2 separate regions of the Homo sapiens genome follow, and region 1 is linked to region 2. A link is a contact called in ENCODE Hi-C or POLR2A ChIA-PET data. All regions are on one chromosome and are shown on one strand. Each heading gives the region's core, a stretch centred on a gene start or an enhancer-like site at or near the end of the contact. The rest is flanking DNA. Distances are from core to core; before and after follow the strand shown. Region 1 overlaps DOCK6 (dedicator of cytokinesis 6). Region 2 has its middle 12 kb from the start of TIMM29.

Evidence for each region. A loop is a pair of places that touch in the nucleus more often than their neighbours do. ChIA-PET counts read pairs that join two places held with the same protein, here RNA polymerase II (POLR2A). Pooled maps may share reads with other maps.
Region 1: a map with no recorded cell type shows a loop between it and region 2 (2.9-fold over the local background). The contact joins two enhancer-like sites. A Hi-C loop is called at or near these places in 1 of 37 single-sample maps with no recorded cell type and 2 of 50 pooled maps. POLR2A ChIA-PET finds 5 or more read pairs at or near these places in 2 of 52 experiments (WTC11 and naive thymus-derived CD8-positive, alpha-beta T cell).

Annotation. Positions count from the first base shown.
Region 1 is chr19:11,242,249-11,245,497 of GRCh38, forward strand. DOCK6 (dedicator of cytokinesis 6) reads right to left here. Exons shown (of 48, transcript NM_020812.4): 10 at 1,554-1,634; 11 at 1,309-1,462; 12 at 1,010-1,137; 13 at 811-904. Among named protein-coding and RNA genes, the nearest start is that of ANGPTL8, 4.3 kb to the left of the region's middle. RefSeq lists an enhancer at 1,233-2,043. Within about 2 kb of position 1,268, at least 9 of the 41 ENCODE cell types and tissues checked have a DNase peak (open chromatin) inside an H3K27ac peak, as active enhancers do.
Region 2 is chr19:10,938,247-10,943,792 of GRCh38, forward strand. No RefSeq gene overlaps it. Among named protein-coding and RNA genes, the nearest start is that of TIMM29, 12 kb to the left of the region's middle. Within about 2 kb of position 3,970, at least 4 of the 41 ENCODE cell types and tissues checked have a DNase peak (open chromatin) inside an H3K27ac peak, as active enhancers do.

The DNA of each region.
Region 1 (3,249 bases), core at 18-2,517, 300 kb after region 2:
CTGGCTCAGCCCACCCTTTCTGGGCTGTGTAGTCAGGGCAGACTCTCCCATGATGTTCTCTGGGGACTGGGGGCTGTGTCCCTCAGGCGCCAAGGCCAGAAATTGCCCTCAACTCTGCTGTCTGTCACCCTAAATTTTTTTTCGTTTTTGTTTTTCTTTTTTTTAAGTGGAGTCACTCTGTTGCTCAGGCTGGAGTGCAGTGGGGCGATCTCGGCTCACTGCAACCTCTGCCTCCCCAGTTCAAGTGATTCTCCTGCCTCAGCCTCCCAGGTAGCTGGGATTACAGGTGTGTGCCACCACACCTGGTGAATTTTTGTATTTTTAGTAGAGATGGAATTTCACCATGTTGGCCAGGCTGGTCTCAAACTCCTGACCTCAAGTGATCTGCCCGCCTCGGCCTCCCAAAGTGCTGGCATTACAGGTATGAGCCATCACACCTGGCCCCCAGGCTGGTCTTGAGCTCCTGGGCTCAAACAATCATCCTCCTGCCTCAGCCTCCCAAAGTGTTGGCGTTACAGACTTGAGCCACTGCACCCCAGCCTTACCCCTACATTTGATCAACTCTGCCCCCAGGACCCCTGCCTGCCCCGCTGCCATTAACCACCTATTGACGCTGTATCCATCTTATTTATTCTGCTTCTTGTCTATGGTCCCCATTAGAAGCTGTAGCCAGCCCCTGAGGTCAGGGATTTGTCCATCATGGTCATCGTTGGGTCTCTGATGCCCCTGGCACAGTAGGTGCTCTCAGTGTAGGTTTGTTGAGTGGCTGAGTGAGAGTGATACTTCTTGTGTATGGGGTGTGCCACGCACCAGTCACAGGACGTAGTCGCCGCAGCAGGGACGACGGGCGCCTCATGTCAGCCAGGAACTTGAAGAGGTCCTCGTCACTGAGTCGCTCAGCCTCCTACATGGGACCCACTCCCGTCAGCCTGGGCCAGGGGGCTAGGGGTCCCCAGGGCTAATGCAGCCAGCGGGGAGTGGGAGAGTCCCTGGCCCCAGGGTAGGACACCTGCTTAAAGAAGTTTGTGACAGTTAGCGTGGCTGGACGGAAGCCAGAGAAGCTGCAGGCGTCGTCCCCACTACTCGCCCGGTCCTGGGGCCCCCGACGGCGGCGGTCTGTCCAGGCTGGCCGGCGCTCTAGGGGAGGGAATGACAATGACAAAAGGGGGACCAAGATGAAACAGGGAGACTCAGGGGCGGCACAGTTCGGCCAGCAGAGGGCGCACCCCCTCGCCCCGTAGCCCCGCCCCAGGCCTGTCAGCACCACCCTTTAGCCCCGCCCCAAGCCTGTTAGCCCCGCCTCCTCACCGCCCTCCGAGTCAGAGTCCCGGTCCAGCTGCCCAGCGCTGCTCACGATGTTGGCCAAGTGCACGGCCGTCCAGGCGAAGGGCATGCGGTAGCGGCCCAGGCGGGTGCAGAACTGCTCGGCCGCCAGGCGCAGCTTCTCTAGCTTCTCTTTGTTCTGTGGGGAGACCCCGTCCCCTGCCAGCTCAGCATCCTAGCCCTGCTGAGTCAGGGATCTGTTGCCCCTAGTCCAGCCTCCACACGCTTACCTTGGCTGTGTCCACTTCTTTCAACACCATGTAAGGCTCACAGCACTCACTGATGTCCCCTTGCTGAAGCACCTTCTCCAACTGCGGGGCAGATGAATGAATCCAGTGAGGCGCTGCCCGAACGCTCTGTTCCCCCGTGCTGGCTCCCCAGCCTCCTGGACCCCTCATGGGCCCTCGGACACTCCTAACATATGAAGGCCTTTGCTCCAACACCTCCCATGGCTCCCGCTGTCCTTGGGATCAAGGGTTAGTGTTGGCCTGCCTGGTGGCTACTCCCTCCCATTCTTCAGATCTACCCCTAACCTCCAAGCCTACCTTTAGCTGGTGATATTTTCCCTAAATTTACTTATTTATTTACATTTATGTATGTATGTATGTATGTATTATATAGAGACAGGGGTCTCGCTATGTTGCCTAGGCTGGTCTCAAACTCTTGGGCTCAAGTGATGCCCCTGCCTCTGCCTCCCAAAGTGCTGGGATAACAGGCTTGCTGTGAATTTTTTTTTTTAGACAGAGTCTCCCTGTTGCCCAGGCTGAAGTGCGTGATGGGATCTCAGCTCACTGCAACCTCTGCCTCCTGAGTTTAAGCAATTCTCCTGCCTCAGCCTCCTGAGTAGCTGGGATTACAGGCATGACCCACCACACCTGGCTTTTTTTTTTTTTTTTTTTTTTTTTTTGAGATGGGGTCTCGCTCTGTCACCCAGACGGAAGTGCAATGGCACAATCTCGGCTCACTGCAACCTCTGCCTCCCGGGTTCAAGCAATTCTCCTGCCTCAGCCTCCCAAGTAGCTGGGACTACAAGCGCCTGCTACTACGTCCCGCTAATTTTTGTATTTTTAGTAGAGACGAGGTTTCACCATTGGTCAGGCTGGTCTGGAACTCCCAACTTCAGGTGATCTGCCTGCCTCGGCCTCCCAAAGTGCTGGGATTACAGGCGTGAGCCACCGCGCCCAGCCAATTTTTGTGTTTTTAGTAGAGAATGGGTTTCACCATGTTGGCAAGGTTGGTCTCAAACTCCTGGGCTAAAGCGATCCTCCCGCCTCAGCCTCCCAAAGTGCTAGGATTACAGTTGTGAGTCACTGTGCCTGGCCTTCCCTACATTTTTCTTTGTTAGTGTAAATAGAGGCCACTCTGGGCATGGCTCTGAGCCATGAGGCCTAGACTCCAATCCTGACCACTCAGGGGCTGTGGGACCCTGGGCAGTGGGACCCTATCCACTCTGTGCCTCAGTTTCCCCATCTGGAAAATGGGAACCATGGCACCCCTCCACCTTAGGCCCTGTGGTGAGGACTGAAGGAGGGATCCCTGTGAAGCGTGACCATAGCAGCACCTGCCTGTGGATACTGGATTCATTTCATCATTGCAAACTAATAGAAGGTTTTGAGAAAAGAAATTTGACCTCCCTCCCAGAAACAGAAAATCTCAAATGAGGGTGCCAACTATGTCTTTCATCTGTCCACAAACTTCCCAACAGCATCTCACCCACCTCCGAGGACCCCAGCCTGTCACATGTGCCTAGGGATGGCTTTTCTCCCCAGGCTGCCCACGTATAGTTATCAGCTCAACTGTCGCCTCTCCCTGGAAGCCCTTGGTGATTTCTCCCCACCTGAGTTGGATCAGGGGCCTCCTCCCTGCCTGTGTTTCCCCCACAACAGCCCTGATTACCCTTCTTGGTGATGTATCTGTCTCATTCTG
Region 2 (5,546 bases), core at 2,720-5,219:
CTGACCTCAGGTTATCTGCCCCCTTTGGCCCCCCAAAGTGTTTGGATTACAGGTGTGAGCCACCACGTCTGGCCTATAATTTCATTTTCTTATATCATGACACTACCATTATCACACCTATCAAAGTCCACAATTATTATTTGGTATCATCTGATATTACATTTCCCTGAGGATCTCAAAAGTGTCCTTTTACACTTGGTTTGTTTGATTCATGATCCAAACAAAGTTCACATACTGTATTTCGTTGTTGTGATTTTTCAGTCTCTCTTTTTTAAGACGGAGTCTCGCTCTGTCGTTCAGACTGGAGTACAGTGGCACAATCTCACCTCATTGCATCCTCCGCCTCCTGGCTTCAAGTGATTCTCCCTGCCTCAGCCTTTTGAGTAGCTGAGATTACAGGCACCCACCACCATACCCGGCTAATTTTTGTATTTTCAGTAGAGATGAGGTTTTGCCACATTGGCCAGGCTGGTCTTGAACTCCTGACCTCAGGTGATCCTCCCTCCTCGGCCTTCCAAAATGCTGGGATTACAGGCATGAGCCACTGCGCCCAACCTTAAGTCCTTTTTTTTTTCTTTTTGAGACAGAGTCTTGCTCTGTAGCCCAGGCTGGAGTGCAGTGGTGCGATCTCGGCTCACTGCAACCTCCACCTCCCAGGTTCACACCATTCTCCTGCCTCAGCCTCCCGAATAGCTGGGACTACAGGCTCCCACCACCACACCCGGCTAATTTTTTTTTTTTTTGTATTTTTAGTAGAGATGGGGTTTCACCATGTTAGGCAGGATGGTCTTGATCTCCTGACCTCGTGATCCACCCGCCTTGGCGTCCCAAAGTGCTGGGATTACAGGCCTGAGACACCATGCCCGGCCTCTTAAGTCTCTTTTAACCTAGAAGAGTGCCCCCTATGCATACACTTTTGATGTGTTGCAGAAAACCACTTTTTTTTTTTTTCTGAGACAGAGTCTCACTCTGTCGCCCAGGCTGGAGTGCAGTGGCGTGATCTCAGCTCAGTATAACCTCCCCATGCCGAGTTCAAGTGATTCTCCTGCCTCAGCCTCCTGAGTAGCTGGGATTACAGGCACCTGCCACCACGCCCGGCTAATTTTTGTATTTTTATTAGAGACAGGGTTTCACCATGTTGGTCAGGCTGGTCTCAAACTCCTGACCTCAAGTGATCCACCCGCCTCACCTTCCCAAAGTGCTGGGATTACAGGCATGAGCCACTGTGCCCGGCCCAATTTTATCACTTCTGATGGGTGCCCAGGTCAATCGTTTCATTAATAGCTGTACAAAGAAGCCAGTTCTTTTGTTCTTGCAATCTTATTTATAGCTGGTGAGCCACAGGCATTTCACATTTCCTGTTACTGATTCACCAGGTGAACAAATAAAAACCTGAAAGAGCCAGTCCTTCAAGATGGATCTGGAGTGGCAGACTGGGCTTCAATTTTAAGTACACCCAAGCAACCATTTGCTGAATAGAGGTCACACATGTATTCTGAGTTGCCCCAAAACTCACGCCTCCGTTTTAACTTTTGGACATTCAGAGGTCTCCTGGACCAATCAGTCAGAACTCAGATGTGTCAACCAGTAAAAACTAGGCAAGTTTGACTCCCTGATTTGCATAAACAGACTTGAGTGGGAACCTGGGCTGGAATTTTTGCTATAATACCTGAACCCTCGGGAGGCTAAGGCAGGAGAATTGCTTCAACCCAGGAGGCAGAGGTTGCAGTGAGCTCAGATTGCGCCACTGCACTCCAGCCAGGGTGACAGAGCCAGACTGTCTCACAAAAAAAAAAAAAAAAAAAAAAAAAAAAAAAAAAAAAAAAAAAAACCTGAACCCTCCCTTTGTTCTCTGGAATGCACCTTCATTTTACACCAAATACTGTGTCTCTTCAGTTTGCAAACTGTTGACTGGAATACAATCTATTCCCTCCAAATTCCTTTTCAGAGAACATTGGTTCACAATCATGTCCTACCAGAAGGAGTTTCTGGGGAATTCACAGCCATCTACAGAAGACATCCTTGACTTGCCTTTTGAGGTTTCCCTCAGGGCAGCCACAAGGATGCTGTGTTCCTTTCCCATGTTGTGGCAGGCCACAGTGACAATTTCTTTTTCTTTTTCTTTTTTTTTTTTTTGAGATGGAGCCTCGCTCTGTTGCCAGGATGGAGTGTAGTGGCGCAGTCTTGGCTTACTGCAAACTCCACCTCCCAAGTTCAAGCGATTCTCCTGCCTCAGCCTCCCAAGTAGCTGGAACTAGAGGTGCATGCCACCATGCCCAGCTAATTTTTGTACTTTTAGTAGAGACGGAGTTTCAGCATGTTGGCCAGGATGGTCTCGATCTCTTGACCTCGTGATCTGCCTGCCTCGGCCTCCCAAAGTGCTGGGATTATAGGTGTGAGCCACCATGCCTGGCCCACAGTGATGATTATGAATAGCTATTCATTATTTGAAAATGAATAGTATCTGAAGTATCTGAGACAGGTCTCCATCAAATTAGAAATTCATTTTGCCAAGGTTTAGGACATGCCTGGAAGAAATAAACACAGGGCCAGGTGCAGTAGTTTACACCTGTAATCCCAGCGTTTTGGGAGGCCAAGGCGAGCAGATAACCCGAGGTCAGGAGTTTGAGACCAGCCTGGCCAACATGGTGAAACCCCATCTCTACTAAAAATACAAAAATTAGCCGGGCGCGGTCGTGGGCACCTGTAATCCCAGCTACTAAGGAGGCTGAGGCAGGAGAATCGCTGTGCACCACTGCACTCCAGCCTGGGCAACAGAGGGACAGAAAGAGACAGAGAGACAGAGAGAGACAGAGGGAGGCAGGGAGGGAGAGAGGGAGGAGTGGGGCAGGGAGGGAGGGAAAGGAAAGGAAAGGAAGGAAAGAAAAGAAAAAGAGAAAAAGAACGAAACATAGAATCACGGACACAGTTCATAATCTGTGTCTTTCTCCAAAAATTATTTTGAGGGCTTCAGTATTTAAAGGGGAAAAGTGGGCTGGAGGGCAAATGGGAGAGTAATGTGTCCATGTGTAATAAAATCCATATATGTAATGTATCCCAAATGTATCCATATGTAATTCACATATTCCTACAGAAAAGGAGCAGGTAGGGGGATAGTCAATTATGTATTCGTCTGGCGCCCAGTAAATGGTCACTTTCCATAAGATAAAGTGAACACAGGGTAGGTACCTATGGAGCTTTTTTTTTTTTTTTTGAGATGGAGTCTCGCTCTGGCGCCCAAGCTGGAGGGCAGTGGCAGGATCTCGGCTCACTGCAAGCTCCGCCTCCCGGGTTCAGGCCATTCTCCTGCTTCAGCCTCCCCAGTAGCTGAGACTACAGGCGCCTGCAAACACGCCCAGCTAATTTTTTTTTTTTGTATTTTTTTTTTGTATTTTTAGTAGAGACGGGGTTTCACTGCGTTAGCCAGGACGGTCTCCATCTCCTGACCTCGTGATCTGCCCGTCTCGGCCTCCCAAAGTGCTGAGATTACAGGCGTGAGCCACCGCACCCGGCAGATTTTTTTTTTTTTTTTCTTTGAGATGGAGTCTAGCTCTGTCACCAGGCTGAAGTGCAGTGGCGCAATCTCGGCTCACTGCAACCTCCGCCTCCTGGGTTCAAGCGATTCTCCTGCCTCAGCCTTCTGAGTAGCTGGGACTACAGGCATGTGCCACCAGGCCCAGCTAATTTTTTTTTTTTTTTCATGGAGATGGGGTCTCAGGCTTTTGTCTCGAACCCCTGGGCCAAGTGATCCTCCAACCTCAGCCTCCTGAGCAGCTAGTTCTTTTCTAGTGTAATATATTATCTTACGGAATATATTCCATTGTCTGCATGGACCCCAGTTGGTTTATTCACCCATCTACTTAGTGACATCTTGGTTATTTCAAAGCTGACATGGTAGGTATTACTGGTCGCCTTACAGGGGAACAGCAGGACATCTGTAGTGTGTGGTGAACACTAGAGGGAGCAAGAACCCCCTTTCTCTATCAGGTGGGTGTTACCCATTTCCCAGCTGCACTAATCTGTCGTTCCTTGTAGAGGCCTGATCTGGTGTTTGCCCTGAATGAGAGATGATCTGGAAACCATTTGTGGGAAAATTAAGTTAGACATCCTTCCATTGAAATAAAATGCAGGGGCCGGGCACAGTGGCTCACGCCTGTAATCCCAGCACTTTGGGAGGCCAAGTCGGGCTGATCACCTGAGGTCAGGAGTTCGAGACCAGCCAGGCCAACATGACTAATTTTTTTGTATTTTCAGTAGAGACGGGGTTTCACCGTGTTAGCCAGGATGGTCTTAATCTCCTGACCTTGTGATCCGCCCGCCTCGGCCTCTCAAAGTGCTGGGATTACAGGCGTGAGCCACCGTGCCCAGCCTTGCAGCAAATAATTACATGAAAAAATAATTAATTTAAATTCTGGCAAGTTCTTTGAATCAAAACCAGGGAGAGGTGCTCTGCTCTAATAACCCAGCTCTTGTGGATGTTATTCATGCTAAAACTTGTAGGATTTTCCATTGCTTGAGTTCTGCTGTAGTGTTATTGCTTATCAGTGTAGGATCTGTGCTCTGTGGATTGGTTTAAACTTTACTCGTGGGACAGCTGGCTTTGAAAAGTTTTCATCATCCCCTGCAGGGACTGCACTGGTCTTTGTTGAGGCACATCTAATGTTGATAGCTCTGTTTCCTCCCAGCTGGGGCTCCAATCTGTGACCTTGCTTAGGTAGTGATGCTCTGAAAAGTCTCCCTATTTCTTCTGAGAACAGTTAGATATTGGGTGTAGGCTTTTGAAATAATATGATAGGCCTCACTCTGTAGGGGTTTTTACAAAAGCCACTATAGGCTGGACGTGGTGGCTCACACTGTAATCCCAGCACATTGGGAGGCTGAGATGGGAGGATTGCTTGAGACGAGGAGTTTGAGACCAGGAGTTTAAGACCAGCCTGGTCAACATAGTGACACCTCCATCTCTTTAAAATTGTTGTTTAATTATATAAAAGCCACTGTAGAGTTTGAATGCTTTCAAAATATCAAGAGGATGACCACAATGAAGTAAACTGTCACGGTGGGGCACAGTGCCTCATGCCTGTAATCCCAGCACTTTGGGAGGCTAATGTGGATGGATCCCTTGAGCTATGAGTTTGAGACTGACCTGGGCAACATAGGGAGACCCCATCTCTACTAAAAATATGAAAAATTTAGTAAAAACCCTGTCTCTACTAAAAATACAAAAATTAGCCAGATGTGCTGGCATGTGCCTGTAGTCCCAGATACTGGGGAGGCTGAGGTGAGAGAATCACTTGAACCTGGGAGGCAGAGGTTGCAATGAGCTGAGATCATGCCACTGAACTCCAGCCTGGGCAACAGAGCAAGACTCCCTCTCAATAAATAAATAAATAAATAAACAAATAAATAAATAAATACTAAAATAAAATATAGCCAGGGCACAGTGGCTCGCACCTGTAATCCCAGCACTTTGGGAGGCCGAGGTGGGCAGATCATGAGGTCAGGCGTTCGAGACCAGCCTGGCCAACATGGTGAAACCCCATCTCTAC